3 separate regions of the Homo sapiens genome follow, and regions 1 and 2 are each linked to region 3. The links are chromatin contacts, found by Hi-C or POLR2A ChIA-PET in ENCODE. All regions are on one chromosome and are shown on one strand. Each heading gives the region's core, a stretch centred on a gene start or an enhancer-like site at or near the end of the contact. The rest is flanking DNA. Distances are from core to core; before and after follow the strand shown.

The links. Hi-C counts contacts between places; a loop is a spot of excess contacts on that map. ChIA-PET counts read pairs that join two places held with the same protein, here RNA polymerase II (POLR2A). Pooled maps may share reads with other maps.
Region 1: a map of endothelial cell of umbilical vein shows a loop between it and region 3 (7-fold over the local background). The contact joins two enhancer-like sites. A Hi-C loop is called at or near these places in 5 of 168 maps with a recorded cell type or tissue (IMR-90, dorsolateral prefrontal cortex, endothelial cell of umbilical vein and 1 more), 3 of 37 single-sample maps with no recorded cell type and 15 of 50 pooled maps. POLR2A ChIA-PET finds 5 or more read pairs at or near these places in 5 of 52 experiments (T-cell, activated B cell, activated naive CD4-positive, alpha-beta T cell and 2 more).
Region 2: a map of gastrocnemius medialis shows a loop between it and region 3 (2.3-fold over the local background). The contact joins two enhancer-like sites. A Hi-C loop is called at or near these places in 1 of 168 maps with a recorded cell type or tissue (gastrocnemius medialis) and 6 of 50 pooled maps. POLR2A ChIA-PET finds 5 or more read pairs at or near these places in 2 of 52 experiments (PC-9 and WTC11).

What each region holds. Positions count from the first base shown.
Region 1 is chr2:85,932,850-85,937,708 of GRCh38, reverse strand. LOC124906031 (a long non-coding RNA gene) reads left to right here and starts at 158. Exons shown (of 2, transcript XR_007087120.1): 1 at 158-383; 2 at 3,037-3,081. Within about 2 kb of position 3,473, at least 3 of the 41 ENCODE cell types and tissues checked have a DNase peak (open chromatin) inside an H3K27ac peak, as active enhancers do.
Region 2 is chr2:85,952,815-85,957,050 of GRCh38, reverse strand. No RefSeq gene overlaps it. Among named protein-coding and RNA genes, the nearest start is that of ST3GAL5-AS1, 66 kb to the right of the region's middle. Within about 2 kb of position 1,782, at least 10 of the 41 ENCODE cell types and tissues checked have a DNase peak (open chromatin) inside an H3K27ac peak, as active enhancers do; they include gastrocnemius medialis, where a contact is called at or near this core.
Region 3 is chr2:86,034,232-86,038,529 of GRCh38, reverse strand. All of the region lies in intron 27 of POLR1A (RNA polymerase I subunit A), which reads left to right. Among named protein-coding and RNA genes, the nearest start is that of POLR1A, 70 kb to the left of the region's middle. RefSeq lists a silencer at 1,832-1,881 and an enhancer at 2,552-2,611. Within about 2 kb of position 1,954, at least 36 of the 41 ENCODE cell types and tissues checked have a DNase peak (open chromatin) inside an H3K27ac peak, as active enhancers do; they include gastrocnemius medialis, where a contact is called at or near this core.

The DNA.
Region 1 (4,859 bases), core at 2,224-4,723, 100 kb after region 3:
CACACAGTGGGAAAGGGTGCACATCCAGGTGCATGTGGGCCTATGTCACCAGATTTCCACCACACCCACCTCCCCATTGTCCCGTAACACTTGGCCACTGTCTCATCTTTCCCAGTTCTCCCATCCTGGTTGGCTCAGTAGATTAGTTGATTCTCTTTTCAGGTGCCGTCTTTGAATTTTCCACACTCTTGGCGCATGCGCCTCAGCTCCTTGGATATCACCCTGACATTGAGCCCCTGGTGCTGTGCTTGGGACTGAGGGTAAATGACACAGTCAGTGTCCCCAACCCCACCGCATGGCAAAACAAATGCTGACACTTCTAATTGCCTTTTGTCAGCCGGGGAAGTGTTGAATATTACCAGGATTTCAGGCAAAATGACTGGGTAAGAGATGACTTGATACCTGACTTAAAAGAGGACACCCTGATGGGCAGAGCCCCAACTCTGACTTTGCTCTGGCTTGAGACAGTCCTCAGACAGTTCTCTTGGGTGAGGCTGCCAGATAAAACACAGGATGCCTAGTTAAATTTTAATTTCAAATAAACACGGATTTCTTTTTTAGTATAAGCAGGCCCCATTTAGCACAAGTATGTCCTATATTTTTATTTGCTAAATCTAGCAACCCTACTCGCGAGCTAATATTGGGTCGGTCACCAAGTGTACCTGACACCTTGCCGTGGGCCAGGGCTGGGCAAGAGTCAGCTCCCACCTCCCCGTGCCCCGCTACCAGCCCCGACCAGACCTGACTGCACATGCGCACTGAGCAGTACACGCCTGTGTTGAGGCCCCACGGAAGGATACCGGGAGAATGGGCGCAGTTCTCTGGCTTCTGCATGGGGAGGGCCTCCACCTCTGTCAAGGTCCTTGTGGTGGGACTTTCCACAACTGGGTTTGCGGTACTGCCAGGCAGCTAAAGAGAGTGATCAGCAGACATAGGTTTGAAGATTACCCCAAAGGCATTGCGCAAGGTCCGGCCTGGTACACCAGAACACGGCAGCAGCTGGCGCAGCCGGGCACCGAGGAGGGACCTCCCACTCCTGCCCCTTCCCGCGTGCTCTGAGTGACCCTGGGATAGAGAGAGAGGGAGAGGAGAGCCCTTGCTTCTTCCCACCCCCAGCCCACTGGCCACTCAGGAGGAACCCTGAGATGGGGTCAGAACAGGGCTAAGTGGACTCTCTTTGTTCTGCAAGTTTCCTGTGACGCAGCCCCAGCCACACCCTTCTCCCAGGGAAAGTGTCTCGTCCCGCCTGCCTTCCTAACAGGGACCCTTCTTCTGCCACTGGCCTTCCCTGTCTACCTACATGGCTGATGATTTTCATTCCTTATGAAAATAAAGCTGGCTTTAACTTATTTGTAATGTGCACACTTGATGCACAGATTCTAATAATGCCATCCTCCAATAAAAGAAACCAGGGCTCCTTGGAAATGGCCACTAAAGAAAAAAACAAAAACAAAAACAAACAAACAAACAAAAAAAGCCTTTAGACACTTAAAGTTAGTATTATTCAGAGTCTTACAGAGGAATCCAACCCCAGAGGGGTCCTTCAGAGCGTTTCTGTTAGACTGCTCCAAAGCAGTATTTCAGCCCACAGCTTATATACGGGTGATGGAGGTTCTCTGCTTGTGTTCAGAAGTCACATTACAGCAAAATCTCATCAAAGTTTGGGTGGGTAGATTACAGAGGCACAATCATTAATCTTGTCAGATGTTATCAGGCTCATTCCCAGGAAGTTACCTCTCTTGGCAGGGGAAAAGAATCTTCTTATTGCAGGCAGGCCAGATTGCTAGCAGCATGGGGTAGGTCACAACACAAGGCTGCATGCCATTCTCCTGAATAATGATTCATCTCTTGTCAGTGGGCGACCAGTACTGTGGCTTTAGCCATTGAAGAATAGTTGTCCAATTTTGAAGAATTTAGGTAGAGAGAAAGGTAAATGTTTTAATTTTGTTCACAAAAGTAAACTTTATCCAATTGTTGTAAGATAAAAATAGCTCAAAAGAAAAGAAGCATTCTTCACTTTGGAAAACAAAATATAAATAGAATCAGCAATGTTTCAAACAGAAGTCATAAAAATCACTGTAACCTTCCATCAGTTCAGCCCCATGAAAATCGTTTTAGTTCTCCATCAGTTCAGTCCCATGTAATTCTTGTTCTGATTGTTGTTTGGCAATCTTCGTAAATGCTCTCATTAGAGTTCTGGAATTTTTTGTTTAGTCCATTGATCTTAAAGTTACTAGACATCTGTGTTCAAGAGTACTTGTTAAGGCCAGTCACAGTGGCTCACATCTGTAATCCCAGAACTTTAAGAGGCCAAAGTGGGCAGATCACTTGAGGTCAGGAGTTCGAGACCAGCCTGGTGAAATCCTGTCTGTACTAAAAATACAAAAAAATTAGGCAGGCATGGTGGTGCACGCCTGTAATCCTAGCTACTTGGGAGGCCGACACATAAGACTTGTTTGAACCGGGGAGGTGGAGGTTGCAGTGAGCTGAGATCTCACCACTGCACTCCAGCCTGGGTGACAAAGCCAGACTCTGTCTCAAAAAAAAAAAAAAAAAAAAAAAAAAGAGTACTTAGAGAATAATTCAAAACAATAACTGTGGATGACAAAAACTTATAATAGCCATGGTTAAAATCTGATGAAAGTTCTCAATTGAAGAAAATGTAGTTCTTTCTATTACATATAGTATTTTAAGATAACAACCAGAATGATGACAGACAGTGGCCCATCAGGACCATCAGACTTTTATAAATTTTATTTACTCTTTAGAATGCTCACATTAATAACATCCATACTTTGGAAATGTAACTTTGGAAAACATTTAACATTACAATCAAAATTATTTGACAGATAACATATTAGAATATTTTTGAATTTATATAATTATAGAACATTTATATCAATAACATACCCATAAATATAACTGGAAGACCTAGTATCATTTATGATTTGATAATGCTTTCCTTATAATTTACCAAATAAGTCTAATCATTTAACATCTGTGCAAGATGACAGATGCTTTTTTTTTTTTTTTTAGGTTTTTCAGCAACCCCAACTGGAAAATCTCAAAGTTATGTGAAGCCAAAAAAAAAAAAAACCAATTAATTTAGGGTTTTGATCCTGGGGAAACCTGCCAAAGATGTCAAAAGGTTAAAAACATTTAATTGAAACAGAATTGCCGGTCATTGTTAAGTAATAATCATTTAGAAGTTACATTCGGGCAAAATCTCATCAAAGTTTGGGTGTAAGAGTACATCTGGTTATAGATTACAGAAGCATAATTCTTCATCCTGTCATTGTCTTATGTACAGGAAAAGGCAAGGGCTAGAATCATTGAACTTATCTTTTCTAAAAATGTGGTAATCAGGCAAGAGATGTGGGAACCTATTCTCTATCCTGCTTATCATGGTCAAAGCATTCTTCTAGAGGGCTGTGCTCAGTCACTGAGTCAGAGGTTTCTGAACGAGCAGAAGGAGCAAACGTGGCTTTTTTTTTTTTTTTTTTTGACGGTCTTACTCTGTGGCACAGGCTGAAGTGCAGTGGTGTGATCATGGCTCACTGCAGCCTTGAACTCTGAGATCAAGTGATCCTTTCACCTCAGCCTCCTGGGTAGCTGGGACTACAGGCGCATGCCACCAAGCCTGGCTAATTTTGTTTTTTATATATAAGTTTTTGTGCAGAGCAGTGGTTTCACCATGTAACCCAGGCTGGTTTGGAACTCCTGGACTCAAGTGATCCTCCCTCTTTACAGCAAGGGCCAACTATGTGACTAGTCAGAGGCAGATGTTCGCTATTTTTTCTCATAAAGGAAAGATTGATTTTAGGACAGGCAGGAAATGTACAAGATGAGATGAGCCTGGAGCATCATGTAGTGCCAGAAAGTAAGGAAGTGTTTTATACACACACACACACACACACACACACACACACCAACTCACATTGATGGGAAGAGGTCAAAGGAGCACAGGAGCCAATTGAAAGAGCTCCTAAAGGCCAAAGCTGGAACAATTTGAGCAACAAAATAAAGTAATATGGGACTATAACCCAAAGTGTGAGATAAATATTTATGAGTTATACTAATAAAAATAAATGATTGAATTTTAAAATGGAGAAGTGACAGATCTCCCAGTAGAAAAGTCTAAATAACTTATGTAGATAGTTCATCCTCAAGAAGGTAGAGGATAACTCTCGCCTCCTCCATGTGGGCTCTGCATAGTGACTTCCTTCAAAGCATACATGTGTGTGAAAGAGGAAAACAAGAATAACTACAGTGGAGAAACTTCACAAACACTACTTCAGCCAGGTGATCAAGGTTAACATCAAGTGATAAGTAATGCTAATAGTATGCACTCTTGATATGATGTGACGAGAATGGCCCTTTACCTCTGTAGTCTTTCTCCGAATAACCCGTAACCACAGTCTAATCATGAGAAAAACATCAGACAAATCCCAATGGAGGGGTAATCCACAATCTACCTGAAAAGTACTCCTCAAAACTGTTGGCTGGGAGCGGTGGCTCATGCCTGTAATCTCAGCATTTTGGGAGGCCGAGGCAGGTGGATCACTTGAGCCCAGGAGTTCGAGACCAGCCTGGCCAACATGGTGAAACCCCGTCTCTACAAAAAATACAAAAATTAGCCAGGTGTGGTGGCATGCACCTGTAATCCCAGCTACTTGGGAGGCTGAGGTATGAGAATCGCTTAAACCCAGAGGCAGAGGTTGCAGTAAGCTGAAATCACTCCATTGCTCTCTAGCCTGGGTGACAGAGTGAGACACTGTCTCAAAAAAAAAAAAAAAAGAAAAAAGAGAATAAAAATTTAAAAAAAAATTTAACTGTCAGCATCATCAAAAACAAGAAAA
Region 2 (4,236 bases), core at 533-3,032, 81 kb after region 3:
GATGCCACTTAAACTCAAAATCCTTCTTTCGTTAGTTTTGCCTCTCACACTGATGTTCAGTCGCTTGAGACCAGGGACTGGGTCCTTTGACTCCACACTAGAGACATGGCAGACCATCACTAAAGACTGGTTAACCAAGGACTTCCTGTGGGGAGTGTCATTTCCTGGAATGGGATAGTCATGCTCCATTATCATGTTAAGCATCCAATATAACCATTACAATATTGGGATTCTTGAAATCTGGTGTTCTTGGGCATTCATCTCCCCAGGTTCGCATTGACCCAACCACATGGCACCACTCAGTGAATAGGAAATGGGTGAATCACAGAGGAGTTTCCATTCATTCATCTGACAAATAATTATTAGATTCCAAAACCGTTCTTAGCACCTGCAAGGAGTTTCAAGAGAAAAGGCATATATATATGATAAAGACCCACTTTCTAGTCTAGTACAGTGACACCAGGTTATAAGCAGACCAATAAAGTTGGATAAAGAAGCAGGCAAGAGATTTAGAAATAAGGTCCGAGGAGGCAACATTAGGGACAGGCATGTGGGAACATGACCCAAGGGAGGCCCAGAATCGAGAACAGGTTTCAACAGCTGTCTCCACTTATCAAACTGGCAAATGTTAAAGACTGACAACACCAGGTGTTGCTAGGGTGTGCAAAGCAGACTCCCACGTATTGCTGGAATGGTGTAAATTTGCACCAACCTATCTGTGGGGCAATCTCACAAAATGTACCAGCCTTTAAAATGTATATATGTATAACTCGGCAATTACAGTCCAGATATTTATCTTGTGGGAATAACTGGGCAAATGAAAACTGACATTGGTACCACTGTAGCCTATTCATTGTGTCACCGCTTGGAGAGGGTAAAATTGTAATCATTTGACCACGAAGTTGTCCCTGAACCAATCACAATGGCCAGAGGGATCGAGTCTTTTGCTCGGCCAGGCCTCAGTCACACATCTCTCCTCTGTTGTCAGGGGATAGAGGAGGACTGTGATTGACAGCTGAGCCATATGGATTAGGATTAGAGAAAAGACAATTCCCTAAAGGAAAAAAAAAGGAGGAACATTGTTACTAGAGGACTGAGAATGGGAAAGCCAAATAAAATCTGTAACTAGGGCCGGGCACGGTGGCTCACGCCTGTAAACCCAGCACTTTGGGAGGCTGAGGAGGGTGGAGAACTTGAGGTCAGGAATTTTGAGACCAGCCTGACCAACATGGTAAAACCCCGTCTCTACTAAAAATACAAAAATTAGCTGGGTGTGGTGGCATGTGCCTATAATCCCAGCTATTCAGGAGGCTGAGACAGGAGAATGGCTTAAACCTGGAAGGTGGAGGTTGCAGTGAGCCAAGATCGTGCCACTGTACTTTAGCCTGGGTGACAGAGCAAGACTCTGTCTCGAAAAAAAAAAAGAAAAAAAAAATCCTGTAACTACCCCAGTATACCATAGCAGGAGTCACTGGTGCAGGGGGAGAACTGCTTCAGGCAGACGGACTAGATTATTTTTTACAGAACCTTTACAGTCTGTGATGAAACCACCTCCAGAGAGGAGGAGGAGGAGCGGAGAAGGCCACCCCTGACGAAGGAGACCTAGACTTGTAAATCCAGCTCTATGAATAATTGAATAATTTTAAAGACATGGTTGAGGCTGTGAGGTAGTTGTAAGAAACATATAAGCAAACAAGACGAATGAGGATGCTATGGGCAGAGCCAGGAAAAGTCCCTGACCATGGATGGGCCCATGTGGTGCCCACACATGTCAGCGAGACATTGGCTAGCACTGTGGGTACAACTTGCTGCCAGGCGACCTGGGACAAATGACTTAACCACTTAAGACCTCAGTTTCCTTATCTCTGAGATTGAGAGAAGAAACCGATCTATGGGCTGACTGTGAGAATGTCATGAGCCTGTGCAGGTAGAAACACCTCTGTGCCAGTCATTGTGTACACAACTTCAGCAAGGAGAAGGGGAGGGCATAAATGGCCCTCCAATTTAAACAGAAGAGAAAAAAGTAAACAGAAGAGATGAAGGATGGTGGCTCCAGGAAGTCTGAAAACTAGGGGTTTATTCCAGGGCAACGGGAGCCCTCAAATTTAAGCTGGTGGCCATAATGAGGGTTACAATGGCACTTTCAATCAGAAACTATGTTGAAAAACTGGAACTTGCCCCCCTCCCACAAGTCCTTAACTGTGTATAAGTGGAACGACTGTTTACTTGTACATTTTTATTCTCCATGGCTCACTCTCACTGGCTATTGAAACACTTCAAAACAGGAACTTCTTAAACCCCCCAAGACCAGGTTAGGGCACCCTGCCACCACCACCCTGTTCCTCCATTTTGCCTTGTGCCAAGAGCACCACAGGCCTGCTCCTGTCTCAAGTGCCTTTCCCTGGGTCCGACGGGGGACAACGTGTACTGTGGTTGCCTTGAATTTCCTCACCTCAAATTCAGATCTAGTGATGCTTGCACCATCAAGGTGGCAAGCATGCATTGCTCTGTCTGGGAGGGAAGGGGAGATTGACACCATGAGAAGGTATGAGCGCGGAGAGAGCACGAGGTGGTCCCACTGCTCCTGACCCCCATGAGGTCCAGTCTGTGTGAAAAACAGCATTGACCCAGAAACACAAAGGCACCCCTGTGTGTGTGGTATTGGGCAAGCCTCTGGCCTCTCCAAGCCTGTTTCTTTATCCTTAAAATTGTGGCAATTCTATTCTCTGAGGGCAGCCATGAAAAATGGGGAAAATCTTGCAAGAGCCTCATAGCCTCCTAAGCAGCCATGCCCTGAGAGGTCTGTGTCTTTTTTTTTCCCCCCCGAGACAGAGTTTCACTCTTTCACCCAGGCTGGAGTGTAGTGGTGCCATCTCAGCTCACTGCAACCTCTGCCCCCCGGGTTCAAGCGATTCTCCTGTCTCAGCCTCCAGAGTAGCTGGGACTGCAGGTACCCACTACCACGCCTGGCTAATTTTTGTATTTTTAGTAGAGACAGGGTTTCACCATGTTGGCCAGGCTGGTCTCGAACTCCTGATCTCAGGTAATCCACTCGCCTCGGCCTCCCAAAGTGCTAGGATTACAGGCATGAGCCACCTTGCCCCACCGGTGTGTCATTTTCACTCTTCCCCATCCCACAGGATTTTACGGAGTGTCACAGCCGTGGTCTGTGCCCTGAGGTAAGAAGTAAATGGGTCAGATAATGAGGCATGAAAATGAAGCCAAAATGAAGCAGGTATTTCACAGAGGCTCGTCTTGGAGTTTTCCATCAGGAATCCAAAGTGTTACTGCTACTGCAGACATCTGGTGTTGCTTGGCTGTGGCCAGAGGGAGATGCGATGTGTCAGCCAGGAAATCTCAGAGGTGCCTGTGAACAGGAGGGAGGCCACTCAGAAGTGGTGTCCACGGGGCTGTGAAAGGGCAGGAAGAGAACGAGGAAGCAAGGAAGCAGGCAGAAGGTGCTTTCTTTCCCTTCCCTGGCTCCTCCTCACATGCCTGGGGGCCCAACCAGCTCCGGTATCAGAGCATAGCCACCCTCAAATGGCTTCATGTCACCCCCCACCCCCAACTGTGAGATCTCCCTAGACATGAGGCAGAGACTCTAGCAAAAGGATGGCAGTGCTCTATAGCAAACACAGCCATTCCAAATGGCATTCATGAGACAATTCCTTCATTCTCTGCTCTGTGCTTGGTGATTTGGAAAGAAGCAAAAGACATTGAAGCTGCAAGCTGCTCACAATAAATAGCTGTATTTGCACAGCCAGCCCTGTAGGCCTTCCCCAGATCTAAGCCACCTAGGACCATAGATGCCACTATGGCTCTTCTGTAAGCACATCACTGGTCACTGATGTCCGGCAGGATGACTGGAGTGACAGGAAGGTGGGGGTATCTGAGGGTGTGGTATGGACCCCAGTCAATGTGGAGAGGCACTCTGGAGGCTGGGTCAGGTTACTCAACCAGAGAGAAAACACCGGATCAGGATGGCAGATTCAGCAAGGGCAAGGCTGTGGCAGGAACCCAGGTGACAGTAGCAAAGGCTGTGCCATCAACATATGCTGTCAGGCCAGGGCAGACAGGGAAGCTCCCTGACCAAGTTCAGGCTGCAGGTGTGGTTAGGACGATAAAGAGAGGCAGCTCACTTAAGGAGGTTCCTGAGGATGAAGCCTCCTTGTTTCCCTCTCCTTTTCCTCCCCTTTTCCTCCCTCCCTGTCTCCTCCTTCCTGCCTTTCTTCCCTT
Region 3 (4,298 bases), core at 705-3,204:
TGACCACAGTCTGGCTTGTGGGTATGACTTTCTTAGCCACACGTCACTCCCTGAGCCCATTTCTTCTCTTGGGTTGACGTCAGGATTGTTGTCTTCTGGGGCTTGCAGGCATTAAGACATGGAAATGTGGGTGTGGTAAAGAGAAGGGAGCACCATCAAAGCGGTGCTTCTGTGGTGTCGGAGCAGCACATGCTGTTAATGTTTGCTAGGGTGTTACTGCAGGCAGTATAATGTGGTTCCTGATGCATTTAGATTCTGTGAATAATGAACAATGTGCGGGTGGCACGCTGCTGTTAGATCTCCATTCTATAACCAGGATTGCCTCCAGAGAAATTCGAGTTCCTGTCCCGAGTTCCTGTCCAGTAGGGAAAAGGAACTTTTGTCTCAAGTTCAAGTTACTGTTAGATATTTGAAAAGCAGAGGCCACAATGCTGAGTTCCGGGGAGCAGGAGGATGGGCTTTTTGGGGACTGGGGCAAGACTGGAAGAGCCCACGAAGCATTTTTGACTCACCAGCTAACCCTAGACGGTGAAGTGTGAACACAAAAAGGCTGCATAGCCCAGCAGGTGACAGGCCAGTGAAGCAGGCTTGGAGGCCCCCGGCAGACTGAAGAGTGTGGAACCTGTCTCAAGGGGCACCTGTTACTATGCAGGAATGGAGGCCCGGGGGGCCACATCTTTTGATTTAAAAAGAAAGAAAACAAGCTTCCCACCCCCTACGTTTTTTTCTTTCTTGGGTCACTTGTTTACTTGCCTTTGCTTTTATATAATTGAGGTCTCCTGACTTTTAAACATCAGCAACTAATTCATGTGTTTTTAAAAGCCCAGTAAGGCCCAGATGGTTCTCATCTGTTGCAGGATCTGGCCACAGGCCACTGACCACTGCCTCTAATCTAGACCAGTTCTTGGTCTTCTGGGAGCTGCTCAGATAGAGAAGCAATGACAGAGCAGAAGCAGAAAGCTCCCTGCACTCAGCCATCCCACAAACACATACTGAGCCATGCCCATTCGTCGCTGAGTCACGGGGGCAGGCGTGGGCAACACAGTACGACTTTTCTGCCCTCAGCCCTCTGCCCTCTCACCTTATGGGGCCTGGCCTCGAGCCAGCCCTCTGTGCAGGTGGCATTTGGGATGGTGGGTCTTGGGGTGGAGGAGCTTGGATGTGAACTCAGTCCTTTGGACGGGGGTCACTGGCCAGGTGCTTCCTGCCCCAGTTCACGAGCCCTGGGTGAAGTTGTTGTTGGCTGGGCCTCAGGAGCACCTGCGTTGGTGCCAGCCTGGGCTGAGAACATTCCTTCTGTCGAGTGGTCCTCTGTGCTATCTGGGCACTGGGCAGAGTGGCAGGGGAGTGCTGTGTGCACCCGCCTGCCAGCTCCTTAATTAACAGCGAGGAACATAACTACCAAGTGCAGGGGGCGTTTGTGCTGGCCTGGCAGTGGTTTTCTGGGAAATGGGAATTCAGATTTCATGGCCTCTAGAGAATAACTAAGGGTGGACGGAGTTAGATGTTTTGCCCCAGTTCTGTTCACAGGAGGCCCAGGCCAGCCCAGCAGGTAGGTCGGCATGAGGCTGGCGCCAGCCCATGCTGGGGTTCTTTTTACTTATATTACCTCATGGAATTGAAAATAGGAAATCACTTTTTAAGACTTCTTCCTGATGAGGGACAGCCCTGGCTTGTTCCCAGCCGTGAAGTACTTTTTCAACTCCTCCCTGTGTTTTGCTTGTGAACTTGAAAATCTGTGATAAATAAAGCCATGCGCAGTAGCTTTTGGTGGAGGTGGCCTCAAGGACTCAGCAGAATGGGGCTGAGGGGTTAGGCAGAGCTAAAAGATGGGGCAGTGGATGAGCTGGGTGCGGTCTGGACTCCCTTTGTCAGGCCCCAGGCAGCAGAGCAGCTGTGTTCAGGCCTCTGGCCGCCCACAGGAAATGGGAGGAAGTGTGAGTGCACTTTCAAAAGAGCAGCCAACCCCCAAGAAGCTTTTTCTCCTTCCTTTCTCCCATCCCTCCCCCTTCCTTCCTCTCTGCCACCCTCTTTTTCTTTCTCTTTGCCCCCACCCTCCCTTCTCCCAGCTGTGGAGTCATGAGACCCTTGACAGAGCCTGGAGAAAAACAGCACGAGACAGATGGTTCCCTAGGTAGAGATATACAAGCGTAGAAGGCCCCCCAGATCTCTGCACTGGCACCCATCACATGGGCTGTTTGTGTAAATTGTCTGGCAGGTGGCAGGGGAGATGAAGTGGAAAGAGCACTGAGCTAGGAGTTAGGGGCTGTAAGTTTTGGCCTCCGGTCCCCAGCCATGAAAAGACCCAGCTGACAGTCTGTAATTGTAGCTTCTGTGAATCTGACTTTCCAAACAGCAGGTGGTGGAGCTGTTGCCAGGCGCGTTCAGAAACCGCCAGGGGTCATGTGCTCTGTTTGTAATTATTTACGTGGGACGGGAGGCTTCTCTGCCCCTGCCCCTCCTGTTCCCTTTCTGTTGCTACATTCAGGTGAGCTGCACAACCTTGAGAAGGCAGTCACTGTGGGCCGTTAGTTCCCCTGCTCTTGGCAAAACCATAGAAGGGCAAATTGCACCTCCAGGAAAACTGGCACACTGGTCACATGCCTACCACTTACTCACCAGCCATTCATTCTGCCTTCTCACCTCCTTCCCTCCTACGTTCTCCACAAGTCCTGGTCACCAAAAGAGGCAGGGAAGGCAGAAGGCATCCCCAACTGGGGGAATCAGGGAGGGCTTCTTGGAGGAGTTACAGCTGCTGAGGCCTGGCCTTGAAGGATGAGTACAGCTTCAGTAGGTAGATATTGGCCAGGGAAGTTACTGGCAGAGTGAGCCGCTCAAGCAAAGGCCCAAAGGGTGCACAGGGTGGAGGGAGCAGATGGGCAGTTAGAGTTGAGGCCAGATGTGAAATGCTGGGGGCAAAAGCATCAGAGCCGTGACATTGCCACAAGTTGAGACAGGCTGGGGCGCCCAGCTGAGGGAAGCAGCCCTGTGTGTGGCAGCAGCTGAGCCCCGCACCCCCACTCCGCCTCATTCCATCTCCTCTGCTCTGCACAGTAGCCTCGGGTGCAGAGTGAGAGTGATCCCATGTTGCAGATGAGATCAAGGCCCTCCTCTCCAGTCTGTGGCAGGTCAGGACTTTAACCTGAACCTGTCCTTACAGAAACATCTCTCCCACCCCCTCTTTCCAGTGGGATTGTATCTTTCTAAAGTCAAGCCCGGCCTTCTCTCATCTGGCTATCCTGTTCCTGTCCCCAGTGCCTGGTAAACAAGCTCTTCTCTGGATTAATGGATGAGGGGGCTTTTTTTTCTGCCAAGGGCAAACCACGTACACCTTTAAAAAGTTAAAAAATAATATTGGGGTCTGGGTGCAGTGGCTTACCCTTGTAATTCCAGCACTTTGGGAGGCCAAGGCAGGTGGATCACCTGAGGTCAGGAGTCCACAATCAGCCTGGCCAACATGGTGAAACCCCGTTTCTACTAAAAATAGAAAAATTAGTCGGGCATGGTGGTGCATGCCTGTAATCCCAGCTACTCAGAAGGCTGAGGCATGAGAATCGTTTGAATCCGGGAGGCGGAGGTTGCAGTGAGCCGAGGTCGCACCACTGCACTCCAGCCTGGGGGATAGAGAGACTCCATCTCGGGACGGTGGGGGGAACTAATAATAATAATATTAGGGAAGATGAGTGGCATTCTTTTGTTTTTAATGAGCAAAATAGTATACATTTGACCTGCCTACTTTTTCAAATGAAGACTCTAAGCTCCTTGAGGGCCTGGAGTCTGTCTTTTCGTCCTTGCTTTGCCACCAGGGCTGGCACATGCTGGGCACAGTATAGGCGCTCAGAGAAAGTGGGACGGCTGGCTGGATGTGTGAGGGACCCGATTCTCACAGTCACAAGCAGCCCTTTTTGGTGTGCTATTCTGGCCTGTTGGAAAAGACAGGCAGGGGGTTACATGAGGAAAGAAGTGGTATGGAGGGGACAGGGTGGATCCTAAGAGGCCCTAAAAATAGATGGCTCTGGAGGAAGTGGCAGGGGGCCAGGTTCTGAGCTTCAGGTTGGTTCTTTTAAATTGGTGTGGTTCTAACTTGTTGACACGATTCATTGCCACAAGCTAAGTTATCTCTGCCCTTCGAAATTTTGATGAGCCCTTCCGAAGTCCTCGTTCTTTCGTCACATTGCCGGGGCTCCCACACCAAGGGAGTTCTCTGGCCAGAGCAACACCACCTTCTGGAGATGCTGCAGGTTGTGGGCAGGGGAAGGTCCTAGTCCTGGGTGGGGTTCCCCTCTCCTACAGTAGAT